Regions from separate parts of the Homo sapiens genome. Here region 2 is linked to region 1. A link is a loop called in an ENCODE intact Hi-C map of the cell type or tissue named here. Cell type or tissue: PC-9. All regions are shown on one strand. Each heading gives the region's core, and the rest is flanking DNA. Links, peaks and the distances in the headings are about the cores only. Region 1 holds the start of SPTSSB (serine palmitoyltransferase small subunit B). Region 2 overlaps LOC112268450 (a long non-coding RNA gene).

Region 1 (2,500 bases), core at 1-2,500:
GCGAGAAGCCAAAAGATAAGGAATGTGACCAACATAAAGTGATAAAGAAATAAATAACACTAGCAGTGGTTGCTGCTATTTAGACACGGGAGCAGAAGGAAATGATAACTACGTAAAATGGCTAACACGGGCCCAAGCAGGTGCTCTGTTTCTATTGGTTCCCTTCCCTGCCCCCATCTACCTTTAGCTTCCTCTGGGGACATCCTCCCTCCTGCATGGAGACACCACCGCCCAATAACGTGAGCCTCCCTCTTCGTAATAGCCCTGGCAGTGTGGAACCCGCTGAAAGCGCGTTGTGAGGATGAGCAGAGACCTGCCAGCAGCTAAAATTCGCGCTTTAACACAATCAGCCCTGGCCGAGCATGTGCAGTGTCTCCTCCTTCGGCAGTGGGGGCTGATGGGCAGATACTGCCCAAATGCTCATTCATCAAAAGAGGCTTTCGCTCCCGGACTCCCCTGGGCCTCGAGCAGAAAGCGTCTCGGCCACGGAGATACAGAACCGGGAGCCTTCAAGGTCCTCCGCCACTCTCAGCAAGCCCTGCTCTCGATGGAGAGGAGATCGCTGGGTGATGGATGTGGGCTTCCAGGGAAGGTGCTCGCGCTGGTCCCGAGCCCTCCGGGGAAGATATTCGAGCGCGGAGCGTAAGCGCAGGGCACGCCAGCCCCGGGAGCCGCGGGAGCAGGCGCCGCGCGTCTCTGCACCACCGGGCCGCCTCCCAGCCTTCTTTCCCCAGTTTGCCCTCCTGCCGCAGTCCGGGCCGAGATTAATTCTCTGCACTTGTGAGTGGGCACACACAAGTTCTCCGGGCACGATCCTTTCATCTATTTCCCTGGGGGAGTCCACCTTTTTAACGATTAACCTCCTAGCTACCGCGGGCAAGGTGGCAGGATGCGAGTGGGGCGGGGAGGGGCGTTTCACACGTTCAGAGGCACCAAAATTAGCTGCCAGTGCTAAAAGGCTTTGCTTTCTTCGGTTTTTGACAAATAAATGGGGTGGGATGCTTGCTTGGCCGCCCGCTGCCCCAGCCCGAGCCCTGGGCTCACTTAGCAGCCTGATGCCGAGTTTCAGACGCAGTCCTGCTGCGCTTACACCCGGGCTTCTTCGCCCCCTTGCCAAAGTCTGCAGCCCGATGGATGCTGGGCGCGGGCTTTCCCTGAGCGCTTTAACGCAGCTTAGGCTAAAGCCCCAGAGCTCCCACCTTCTACCTCCTGTTTATCCGCCCGCCCCTCTACCACCGCCAAAGGACGTGCCCCTTCAGTAGAGTCGGGGATCCCAGCCCCAGAGCGGGGGAGGGCGCCTCCCTATCCCCTCCTCCCCGTCCCCGCCTCGGCTCGGGGTTTTACTGCAGCAGCCGGAGGTGACAGCGACGCCTCAGCCGCCTCTGTTGCTCTCGGAGCCCCGGCTTCCCCTGCACCGGGAAAGCGCCCCCTCTCGAGAGGCTGGTCCCTGGAGAACTGCGAACGAGCTGCAGAAAACCAGATTTTAAAATGTAGAAGTCGTTGGGCTGCATTCCTCCGAGGACCAGTCTGATCGCCCAGGACTAAGAGTGGCAGCGTATGAGAAGTTGGGACCATAGAGCAAGGGGGGGAGGGGAGTGTTGCAGCAGGCATTCTCTTCTGGAAGGAGTCGCTGGGAGCAGTGCGGTTGGACACAAGTTTGCGTAGGAGTGTTTTCCTTTTGTCAATAATTAATCACCGGAATTAGCCAGGTAGAATTTGAGTTTTAGCAAGAGTCCTGAGGGCGGGGCCGAACACCTAACTCCGGGAGGCTCCCAGGCGCCCGGCGCAGTGGGAAGCTCGCAGCAGCTGGGGAGGAGCCAAAGCCTCGGCGCTCACCTAAGCCGCAGGGAGATACACCCAACTGGGAGGTAAGCATCTTCCAAAATACCTACTTGAACTGTTAAGTAGCTTTAGTAGGATAGAATTCCTGTCTCTATAGGAGGAAAAAATTAATACTGAGCTTTAATGCAATTTATCAGTTTATTATTTAACTGCATTACAATTTTCAGAATTGATGGATTTTTCCATTTACCTTTCACTATGTGGGAAACTAAGATGTTTCACTCAGTAGAAGCCAAACTTTAACACTGAAACTTTCCAAACTAAAAGAAGAGAAAATTTCTTTACTATTTTCACTATTTACCTTCGTGTAGTCCATTAACGACTCAGGAAAATATCATTGGGTTGTGCTTGGTTTCCTTCTTAAATATTCATCTTTACCTAGTTCCGTGCTCCTATACAATCCCTCTCTGCCCATAAGCTACTTAAACTACTGTACTTTAGGCAATAGTACACACAAGTCACCTGCCAAAAAGTGAAGAATTTCCAACAAGGAATACATTTTAACATTCTCTTGTAAGTATTAAGCAGTATGTATTTTCTCAAAGATACTTAAGTCATCCTTTATAAGTAACCAAACTTCTTCACCAAAAGACAGCCAGCTAGAGTTAGCTAAATAGTTAACTTTGCCATGGGGATGAAGAAGGTGGGGAAATGTTTA
Region 2 (10,748 bases), core at 8,249-10,748, 81 kb after region 1:
TGTACATCTGCATGCTGAACAGTCCAGGCAGAGAGAACTACCACTGTAAAGACCCTGATGCAGGGCAAGGCTTCTGAACCTGAAACTCGCTCTTAATATGCAGTAGAAGCACAGGTTACAGGGGAGTGCATACTACACTGAGAACCAAACAAACCCAGGTGCAAGATTTGGGGACCCCACTTATTGGTTGTATGGCTTTAACCAAGTTTTTAACCACCTTGAATTTCCAATTATTTATTTGTACAATTAATGCCTAGCTGAAAGCATGGTCATGATACTCCAGTGGGATGATGTACTCTATAAACTGTGTCTATAAACTGTAAGATTGTAAATGTCACATAACTACCTTTTCATATTCCTTATCTTATAAGATTGACAGTAATATTAACTAGATCATTTAAAACCAATGATGAAGAGCAATTGTTATCTCTAAATGCACTGTGGAATTAATGGAATTATAGAATTTTTAGCTTCTTGTGGCATGTTTGCATTATGTACCTACTTATATACATAATGTGACTTATTGAACATTTGTTCAATCTCAGCATTTCCTTTTTTTTTTTTTTTTTTTTTTTGAGACAGAGTTTCACTCTTGTTGCCCAGGCTGGAGTGCAACGGCGTGATCTCGGCTCACAGCAACCTCCGCCTCCTGTGTTCAAGCGATTCTCTTGCCTCAGCCTCCCAAGTAGCTGGGATTACTGGCACACGCCACCATGCCCAGCTAATTTTTTGTATTTTTAGTAGAGACAGGGTTTCACCATGTTGGCCAGGCTAGTGTTGAACTCCTGACCTCAGGTTATTCACTCTCCTAGGCCTCCCAAAGTGCTGGGATTACAGGCGTGAGCTACCACACCTGGCCCAATCTCAGCATTTCTTGAAAGAGCTATCATTTTTTATCACTAACAGTATTAAGATTTCCTACATCTTTCAGGTTAAATATTTTATAAGATTGATATTTAGTTTCATTGTTTGTGTACATATGTCCTTTGTCAAATTGGCTTTGATTCCTGATTCTAGACATTGACCAGATTATTCTTATTACAATTTTATGATTTAAAATTGAATCCAGCTATTCCCTAAGTGCTATGTGAAAAAGAGTCCCTATCATTTTTTATTTAGATAAGCATAATACACTGGAGGTTTAAGTTCAAGAAGACTGAGTATCTAAGCCTCCTAGATGTCTGTTTTTTGTTGATGACTGGAACAATGGAAAGGGTCTGATCTGGTAGGGCAGTTAACCAAAAGGCAATTTAAGTTTTCATTATGATCCCTCATTGGAGTTCTATTATACACATTATACATGCGTATATATTACAGTGTAGTTATACACAAAGCCACGTTTATGTATGTTATGAGTGATATTGAAACCGGCCCAACTGTCCCCACAGAACTTATGTTTATGGTTTCTTTTGAATAAACATAAAAATTGACTCTCTGGTCTTAAAACTTCAGAAAGTTACATTTGTCTTATCTGAGTTCCTTTCACAAGAAACCAACCATAAGTCCTCCCAGATGGTATCAAGGAACTGACACTTACCAGATCAACACAGCCAAACAATGAGAAGCCAGTCCCTTCACTCATCATGACTGCCTAACTGACCACCTGCTGCCTCTTGACCAACTCCTCTTCTTTATGCCTCCTGAGTTCATGTTTTCCTGCATGTAGTTACATTTCTTCCATGTTATATAAACCCCTGATTTTAGTTGGTCAAGGTGATGGATTTGAGATTGATCTCCCATCACCTCGGCTGCAGCACCTGATTAAGCCTTCTTCCCTGGCAATACTCATGGTCTCAATGACTAGCTTTCTGTGCAGTGAGCAGTAGGACCTAGAACAAACCCCTGGCATTTCAGTAACAATACGAGGGATTTTTTTATTTTTTGAGACGGAGTTTCCCTCTTGTTGCCCAGGCTGGAGTGCAGTGGTGTGATCTCAGCTCACCACAACCTCCACCAACAGGGTTCAAGTGATTCTCCTGCCTCTGCCTCCTGAATGGCTGGGATTACAGACATGTACCACCATACCTGGTTAATTTTGTATTTTTAGTAGAGATGGGGTTTCTCCATGTTGGTCAGGCTGGTCTCAAACTCCTGACCTCAGGTGGCCTCCCAAAGTGCCAGGATTACAGGTGTGAGCCACCGCACCCAGCCAATACAAAGAATTTTTAAGTGTAATTCTGTTCTATACAAGTCCTTCAGAAACCAATATAGGAATGCATACAAAGCTAATTCACAGATAAGGCAGCATGTGATGAGTACCAAATGACTGATGAAGACAGAGTACAATGTAGGGTTGAGAGATTTCAGGGGTGAGGTAATTTACTAAGTCAGACAATCAGGAAAGTTTACATATGAATTAGGACTTGAATTAAGGATCTATGATGCAGAGATAAGAGGAAGAAGACATTTCCAGAAATAAAAAAAAAAGGCAAAGTCCTAGAGAGGGTGCCCACAGAGGATGTTTAGGAGACACTAAATGAAACAATGTAGCTGGAACCAAGGGCTGATCTAAAGTAGAGGCTTCATAGAGGACTACATTTAGAATGAAGGGTGGGAAGAACAGTTGGTTATGAGAGAATGTGGAAGGGCTGGAATGAATTGCTCCCTGATACTGACATATACTGTTGGTGGGAGTAGTAAATAATTAAAACTTTCTAAGAGGCAGTTCAGCAATATTTCTCAAACTGCATATACTCTTTGAATTAGTTATTACACTTCTAGAAATTTATTCTAAGGATATAAAGACAGAACATCTCAAAGATGTGTGTAGAAGGATGTTTACTATAGCATTACTTACAACAGGAAAATAAAACTAACTGTCCCATATACCAAATTGGTAATAAATAATAGTAACTCCACATATGGAATCCAATGCAACTGTGAAAGCAAGTTTTTTTTATTAGTAAGAAGATGTAAAGATAATATAAACACGAAGTAAAGAAAACAAGTGACAAAAAATCTTTACACGATATGATTCCAGTTTTAAGTGGTTATATAAAATGGGCAGTGAATACAACAAAATGTTAAGAGTGGTTAATGGCTGAATTCCTTTTTTAATCTCAAGGCAATTAATACTTACCTGAGTGTTCCTTCAGTGCCAATATGATAAACTGGGAAAATGTGTTGGAGGACACTTGTCAATGACTGCCTCTCCCATGGAAAGGACAGGTCTTGTCTCATGGAGGATGGTTCTCTTTTAACAGAGCCTTCCTGAAGCCAATGCCTGAAGTACAAAGCATAGTGAAAGGCCAGTAGCACAGACATTTTGAAGGTTTCACAGATCATACCAAGAAAGAACTGAGGCTTTAGTTAGTGTTTACTATGGTTCTGGGCCTTGTGCTTTTGTTTTGCATAGATGTTCTAATGTAATCCCCCAACTGTCCTATGAGTTAGCTACCAGTGTTATTCTCATTTTACAGATGGAGTATCTGAGGCATAGAGAGGTTAAGTTTCTTTTGAATAAACATAGAAATTGACCTTTCTGGTCTTAAAACTTCAGAAAGTTACATTTGTTTTATCTGAGTTCCTTTTGCAAGAAAGGGTACAGAGCTAAGTGATAAAGCCAGCATCCAAATGCAGACAATGACTCCAGATGACTCCAGAATCCACACTGGCTACTACACTCTGCAAACCCATTTTAATGCAAAAGAGAAAAACAATCCATCCTGTAGACCTCCTCATTTCAGGGCCATCTGTTACTATGTCCTCGGTGGGGAGTTAGGCAGCATACAATCAAATAGAAATGCTCTGGATGGGGCCTGTGGGAGCCATCTGGTGTTGGGACTGGCACTTCCTCACTTTGTAACTTTAGGCAAGTCATAACCCATTCAAGCCTTGACTTTCTCGTGAGTAAAACAGGGAAATAATATCTGAATGGCTGGCCTCCCAGGATGGCTGTGAAGATCAAAGAAGACAAAAACACATAAAGTCCTGTGAAAACTATCAAGTGGCACGCAAGTGGTATAAGGTATAATTAGTCACAATACTAGCATGGAACTCTCAGAATATTAAGATTGGACATCAAATTCTTCCAAGAAGCTCCTCAAGAGTCATTCTCAAGGAGTGTATCATACAATCCCAGAGACAGTTGCTCCAGCTGTGGCCTGACATTAGTGATGTGCCATTAGGGCAAGGCATCGAGTTTGCATCCCTGTGCAACACACCATGTGGTGCCGACTACCACCGACTAATGGACACCAACTGAGGTGGGCTGGATAACAGCACTCATACAACCCAAATTCCCCCCTGGAAAGCCATCTGTAGAACTTACTCTGATATTCTGGAAATAAGGCGTTTCCTAGGTTCACAACGGAGAACTTAGGTGAGTAATGATGGTGCCCACTACATACCATTACATGTTAGGCCCCTCATAAATATCTTCTGTAAGCCTCACAGTGTCCCTGCTATTACCCTACTTTACAGTTTAAAAATGTGAGGCTCAGGGAGGTTTAGAGGCTTTCCCACCAGTTAAGGTACAAAGAGCAAATTAAGGGATGATGACACAGTTTTTTGTTCCTCCATTTTTATTCTGATAAACTTATCCAAACTTTCTGGATTCAGTCCCTCCAAAATAAAGATAATTAATAAATCATACTAATTTCTGGGTTTCTGGTGACATGTTAGATGAGTAAAACTGAAATTGACTTAAAAGATTCTATTAAAATGTAAAACATATATCATTGTTTTGAGATCAATGCACGGCAGCCGGACTCATAAGATCATGTGAATTTAATAGGAAATTGTTTTGTCTAATTTTTTCTCAATTAAGAGGAAGAGGTTTTTTATTTTTAATTAAGAAAACTGAAAGGAATACTTACAACTGTGACACATTCTTAATGTCAATAATACATATAAACAACTCCTGTAATTCTATAAGATTGTTAACACTTAAACAAATTGACTCCAAAAATGAAATTTATATTTCTTTCTTACACAAAGGAAGAAATATAAATTTTTATCAAGTCTGTGTAAGTGCACTAGGTAAGTTCAAAGTAAAACAATGAGATCCCACATTTCACCAAATGAATAAGTAGAGATTTTTAAAATTTTTAATATTTAATGTAGGTGAGTGTAATGATAGACAACCTTTCTGGAAAGTGATTTGCTAATATGCATAAAGACCCTTCAACAATATGCTCTTTGTGGTAAATTCATTATGGCCACAAATTCTTTGACCCATCCCCTGGAAAGAGGTGTGGCCTATTTTAACCACACTCTGGAATTTGGCCTGTGACCACTTTGAGCAATGGAGCATGGTGGAAGGCACTCTGCCAGTTCTGTGCCTAGCCTTTAAGAGAACTAACAGCTTCCACTTCCTCTCTCCTGGAACCCAGTAGAGAAGTCCATCTGGAGGGCACTCAATGCCTCCAGCCACCAACCAGCATCAGTTTGTCAGCTGTATCAGTGAGCTATCTTGGAAGTGGGTCTCCAGCCCCAGTGAAGTCACCTCAGCTAACATTATGTGGAACAGAGACAAATTGTCCCCAAAGAGCCCTTCCCAAATTGCAAAATTGGGAGCAAATAAATTATTAGTGTTGTTTTCAGTCACTAAGTTTTAAGGTGGTTTGTTACACCACAATTAATAAATAAGATTGTCCCAATAATTTTACTCCTAGGAATTCACGCTCAGGTATTAATTAGAAATGCAGACAAAAGCTCACATTCAAAAGCATTTCTTGTGAAGAAGCTTAGGCAAACTTTATTGTCTAAATTAGGAAAATAATTATGTAGATCACAGTACATCCATTATGAAAGCAATTTCAATGTTAGTAATTTGGGAAAATACTTAAGATATACTTTTAAGTGGAAAAAGTCATATAAAGAGCTATGCATATCAAAGGGAAAAAATTAAGTTACAAGTGGTTATTTCTTGGCAATAAGATTATGGGTGATTTTATTCTGATCTTCACATTTTTGTGATAAGTGCATAATCAGAAAAAAAAACTTTAAAAGTGAGAAAAACTATCAACTTGCAAACTATGTCCATAGGTCAAATAAACATTAAAAACATGAAGTTATATTTTAACTATACTTTCAAACTCCTTTTTATAAAAACCATTTTACCAAGGCATTCAGCAGTATCGATGTTGAATTGTTTGCTGTTTCTCATAATTGACATGCTGATATGCAGTTATATTGCAGTTTTAAAAGTCATCAGGAGATAAACCTATTAGCAAAGGGCTTCCATAATCCATAAACTCGATATAAAAATCCTGAATAATTAAGCAGTTCCAATGATGTGGCAAAAAAAGTGAAAAAATTGAAGAAAGGGCTTCAAAAAAATCACACTAACATCATTAAAAACCTATTCTGGCTAGGACCCTTCCCACACACCACGTGCCTCAATCCTCTCAACAGCCTTGTGAGGAAAATGTTCTCCCCATTTTACAGATGTAGAAGCTTCAGACTTGACCAAAGTTTATACAGCCTGCACCTGGGAGTCCACCGCCATACACTCCCTCCACTGTACCCTCTCTCTGCACAAAGGTCAGTGGTTCAACATGTTTATATGGTGAAAAAAAAATTACCAAACACGTGAGCTTTTTGAAAAAACCTTTCTTTTATTCTAACACAATTAAGTAAAATATATTTAATTGGACTTTTCAATCCTCTTTGGCTACATCATTTTCTACTAACAGAACCTGAAGAAGTGCTCACAGGTATTGGGAGGAGGGGGATGAGGTTACAAAGTACAGGTAGTTCCTGATGCAGCTCCCTCCTCACTGTCCTCTCTTCCTTGCATCTCTGTGTGGCCCCATCCTTAGCATTACTGAGGTTTTTAGGAAGTGGAAAGCTGGCTGTGGTTGTTGGATTTATTCACTATTCATATTGGTTTTGTTTTATTTGCAGTAAGCCATATCAAACCAAGATGTGAAGGGTCAGTACCACAGAGAGTCGCCACAGGACATTTGACTGGAGACAATGAAGAGCCAGATCTTAATCAAGTCCAGTGTGTCTTTTCAAAATTAAAGAATGTCAAATAATAAAAATAACAGGCAAGACATTCATAGTGTCTATATGTATCAGCTCTGTGCTATGCATTTTATCTGTGGACATTATCCTACTTAATCCTCCTCCTTCTTAATAGGTAGCTATTATTTTTTATCTTCATTTTACAGATGGAGCTGAGAACTCAGACCCCAGGTGGTCAGGGTATGAACTGTTTGTCTGATCTCAGTCCGTGCTCCTAACCACCATGCTATGTGGCCACATGGGCTGCAGTAGTCAGGGCTGAGGATTCAGAGAATCCTGCTTCTTTCCTCCTCCCCCAGCTCCAGAGGGAACCCTGAATACAAGCAAGAGGAGAAAGGCTGCGGCAGGGAGAGTGAAGAAATGGGAATCCTCATCTTGCAAGGTCAAGCTGGAGGGTGGCTTTTTCCAAAGCCATGGCTACTTTCTTCCCAGTTCCAGGCTACTAAGTACACTGCAGTTTCTTTTAAATTGTGTTTGTATTCATCCATCACTCCCCATTTCTAAAAGGATATAAGGTAGTTATAACTACTTTATAGATTGGGCCATTGCACTTCAGCCTGGGCAAAAGAGTGAGACTCTGTCTCAAAAAACAAGCAAAAAAAATTATGTAACCCTCCTCATTTTTCCCTTAAAAAACCCATGTCTGCCTTTATCTCCTGAATGCACACATAGTTTACCATGGCAGTTATATTCCCATTGCAATGCTCTCTTCCCAAATAAATACCATTTTCTCTTAGAAAGCCTCTCTGTTATTTAGGTTGACAGCTCTAATGTCATTTTCTCAGCAATGCCTTTCCATACAACAATATTCAAAACTGAAATGTTTTTCCTACTTGCTTTCCCAAACAAGCAGCCTACATGCCCTTCCCTGATTTTTCTCCACAGTACTTCTCATGCTCAAATCACCAGTTACTTTCTTTCCTTTGTTTTCTATTTATCTGTCTCCCCTAAACGAGGGCAGGTTTCCGTATTATACACTGCTCTATTCCCAACAGCTAGAACAGAGCATGACAGAATAGATACTCAATAAACGTGTTAAAATAATTAATTAATTGACCAACAAACTCATCACTTTACAATTGCAAGGTCCCCTCAAAACACTTGTAAAGGTAAGTCAGTCAGTCAAAAAATGAGCCAGCCAGTTGTCTGGACTTTTCAATCATGTGGTAATAATTCAGGAAATATTTTGAAAGTCTTACAAAATTATGTGGTGACAAATAAAATTCTATTGAGATTTCAGGTGACATGTACCCTTTTATACTCTTTTTTTTTTGAGATGGAGTTTTACTCTTGTTGCCCAGGCTGGAGTGCAATGGCACAATCTCCGGTACTGCAACCTCCGCCTCCCAGGTTCAAGCGATTCTCCTGCCTTAGCCTCCAAAGTAGCTGGGATTACAGGCATGCGCCACCTCACCAGGCTAATTTTGTATTTTTAGAAGAGACGGGGTTTCACTACGTTGGTTAGGCTGGTCTCGATCCACCCATCTCAGCCTCCTGAAGTGCTGGGATTACAGGCATGAGCCACTGCACACAGCCCCTTTTATACTCTTTAAGCAAGTTTAGAATTAGTGATTATCAGTCACTTATAGCAGGGGCACAGCTTGAAGAAACAGACAAAATGCAGAAGAAGAGGTCAAGCATTACTGGAATTAAATCACCACTGTTAATTCCTAATGCAGTTGGTCCAAATAAATCACAAGTTTTATTATCCAGCTCTCTCCTACTGGCAAAGCAAAGGCAGGGAAGACAGTTATTGATGAGCACATCTTCCTTCATGCCTCAAGAAACTCAAAATTCCATGCCTCCTAACACAAGTGCAAGAATGACATGTGCACAACTGGGGGAGGTGTGTGCTCTGAGGAGAGACACCAGGAGACACAGGGCTCCATCTAGTACCAAGAGATGCATGCCTGCAGTCTCAGTGGTGAGATGTCGTCTTTTTAAACATTTCAATCTCAGTGATGAGAGGTTGTCTTTTCAACCAGTGAAAGGTAATCTAGCAGAACAGAAAACATGCCACAGAAAGGGCATTGCAGGCAGGCAGCGTGAGTCAGACCCCAGGTGGAGCTGGGAAATTTGCCCAGACCCAAAGGCCTATCCACCTGTGCCATCCAAATGTGGCAAAATGCCAACCTTGCATCTGAGGCAACCATTTTTGTCCACCACTCCTTGCCACACAATAGGGTTTGGGGAGCTCTTGGCTTTCCCATACTCAACTATGAGAGCCGGGAATATTTTCATGATAATTGAGATTTCTTCGTACAGTATTCAGAAAGAGAAAGTTGAATTGACTGAGGTCAAGATGGCATTCTTCTGAGCATTCTACTGTTGTCCTTAGCTTTGTTCACATTAATTGTAGCCTGGGCACAGACTTCACTGCGGTTTCTAGCATGGGAGGTGACTATATGACATGTATTGCTGGCTGTGAATGAGCCAGGATCTCTGAACCCTGCCTGTGCCCTGAGGCACACAAGACCTTCCCAAGCCTTTAGCTCACATTGACCCAACCCTCTTCTACAAACACCTGTACTCTAGTACTCTAGTCTTTGATTAAATGTAATCTCATCTTACTCCATTCTTTTTTTAAAAGTGTGATTATTCTTTCACAGCTAGAATATAGGTTCCTTAAGGGGCAAGGACTACATTTTATGATTCTTTGTTTGTGCCCACAGAACTACACACCACTGTCTGACCTAGCCTTGTATTTTTTTTCTTTTAGACAGAGTCTTGCTCTGTCACCCAGGCTGAAGTGCAGTGGCACAGTATTAGCCCACTGCTGCCTTGACCTCCAGTGCTCAAGGAATCCTCCTGCCTCGGCCTTCTGAGTAGCTGGAACTACAGGCGCATGCCATCATGCCCAGCTAATTTTGTAAATTATTTGTGGAGGCCAGGTCTTGCTATGCTTCCCAGGCTGAGCTTGAACTCCTGAGCACAAGCGATTCTCCCACCTCGGCCTTCCAAAGTGCTGGGATTACAGGCACAAGCCACCGTGCCTGACCATAGCCCTGTCTCTTTAAGTAATCCCAGAAATTCAAGAACAGAGAGCTCTGGACATCCCAGTTCTTTTTACCACAAAACTCTTGGATCCACTAACTACCTAACTCTTAATCTCCAGCTTCTCCTACAACAACAAGCTTCATCCTTGTCCAATATCACCTCTAAACTTAGAAATTTGCCCCTCACTATTCATCCCATTGGATCTGAAATGGACTTGGCTTTTTTGGTTTGGCCTCCTGTTGCCCCCTGGCTCTATCCATTCTGGGTACCTACTCCAGGAGATCAAGCCTACACTCACAAGACCCAACCTGTGATTAGCAAGATGCACAAGGCCACCACTGAGATCATCTGTGGTTCCTGTTGGAGAGAACTGAAGAAACTGGGCATGCTACAATCATCATGAGTGCAGTCAGAAGGAGGACATAATTCTGCCAAGCCACCTGCTGCTTCTCCTACCACCAGCAGCAGCAGCCCCTTCCCCTGGATGTTCATTCACCTCTCAGGTAAGCAAGAAGGAATAGTCCGACTTGGCTCACCACCACCTGAAGCAACATTTGATTTATCAGGGAAAGCAAAAATGAATTGAGGAATCAAGACATGAAAGTAGAAAAGACTGAAAGCTCCCTGAAGGCAAGCATTATGTGTGTCTTATTCATAATTGCATCTTCAGGTCATGCCAGTGTCTAACCTGTTAGTAGGTTCTCAATAAATTTGTGGAAATAATTAGAAATAGAATGTCTGTCTTTTATCTCCATCATACTGTTTTTTGAGGGAATTAA

What was found. A loop is a pair of places that touch in the nucleus more often than their neighbours do. Peaks named below come from ENCODE experiments on the same cell type or tissue, not always from the same donor. Only the 100,000 strongest peaks of a DNase experiment are listed, where the experiment ranks them.
Region 2: a loop joins it to region 1, with 5 times the contacts of the local background. A loop is called at or near these places in 3 of 110 quality-filtered maps.

What each region holds. Positions count from the first base shown.
Region 1 is chr3:161,370,803-161,373,302 of GRCh38, reverse strand. It overlaps SPTSSB (serine palmitoyltransferase small subunit B), which reads left to right and starts at 1,786. Exons shown (of 3, transcript NM_001040100.2): 1 at 1,786-1,868. RefSeq lists enhancers at 1,204-1,758, 1,759-2,313. In PC-9, for the core only: CTCF peaks have their summits at 1,194 and 1,397; a DNase peak (open chromatin) is centred at 1,582; H3K4me3 peaks cover 2,326 bases.
Region 2 is chr3:161,290,033-161,300,780 of GRCh38, reverse strand. LOC112268450 (a long non-coding RNA gene) reads right to left here. Exons shown (of 2, transcript XR_002959658.2): 1 at 3,080-10,748. Among named protein-coding and RNA genes, the nearest start is that of NMD3, 74 kb to the right of the region's middle. In PC-9, for the core only: no CTCF peak of the experiment used is centred there; DNase peaks (open chromatin) are centred at 9,070 and 9,390; H3K27ac peaks cover 915 bases.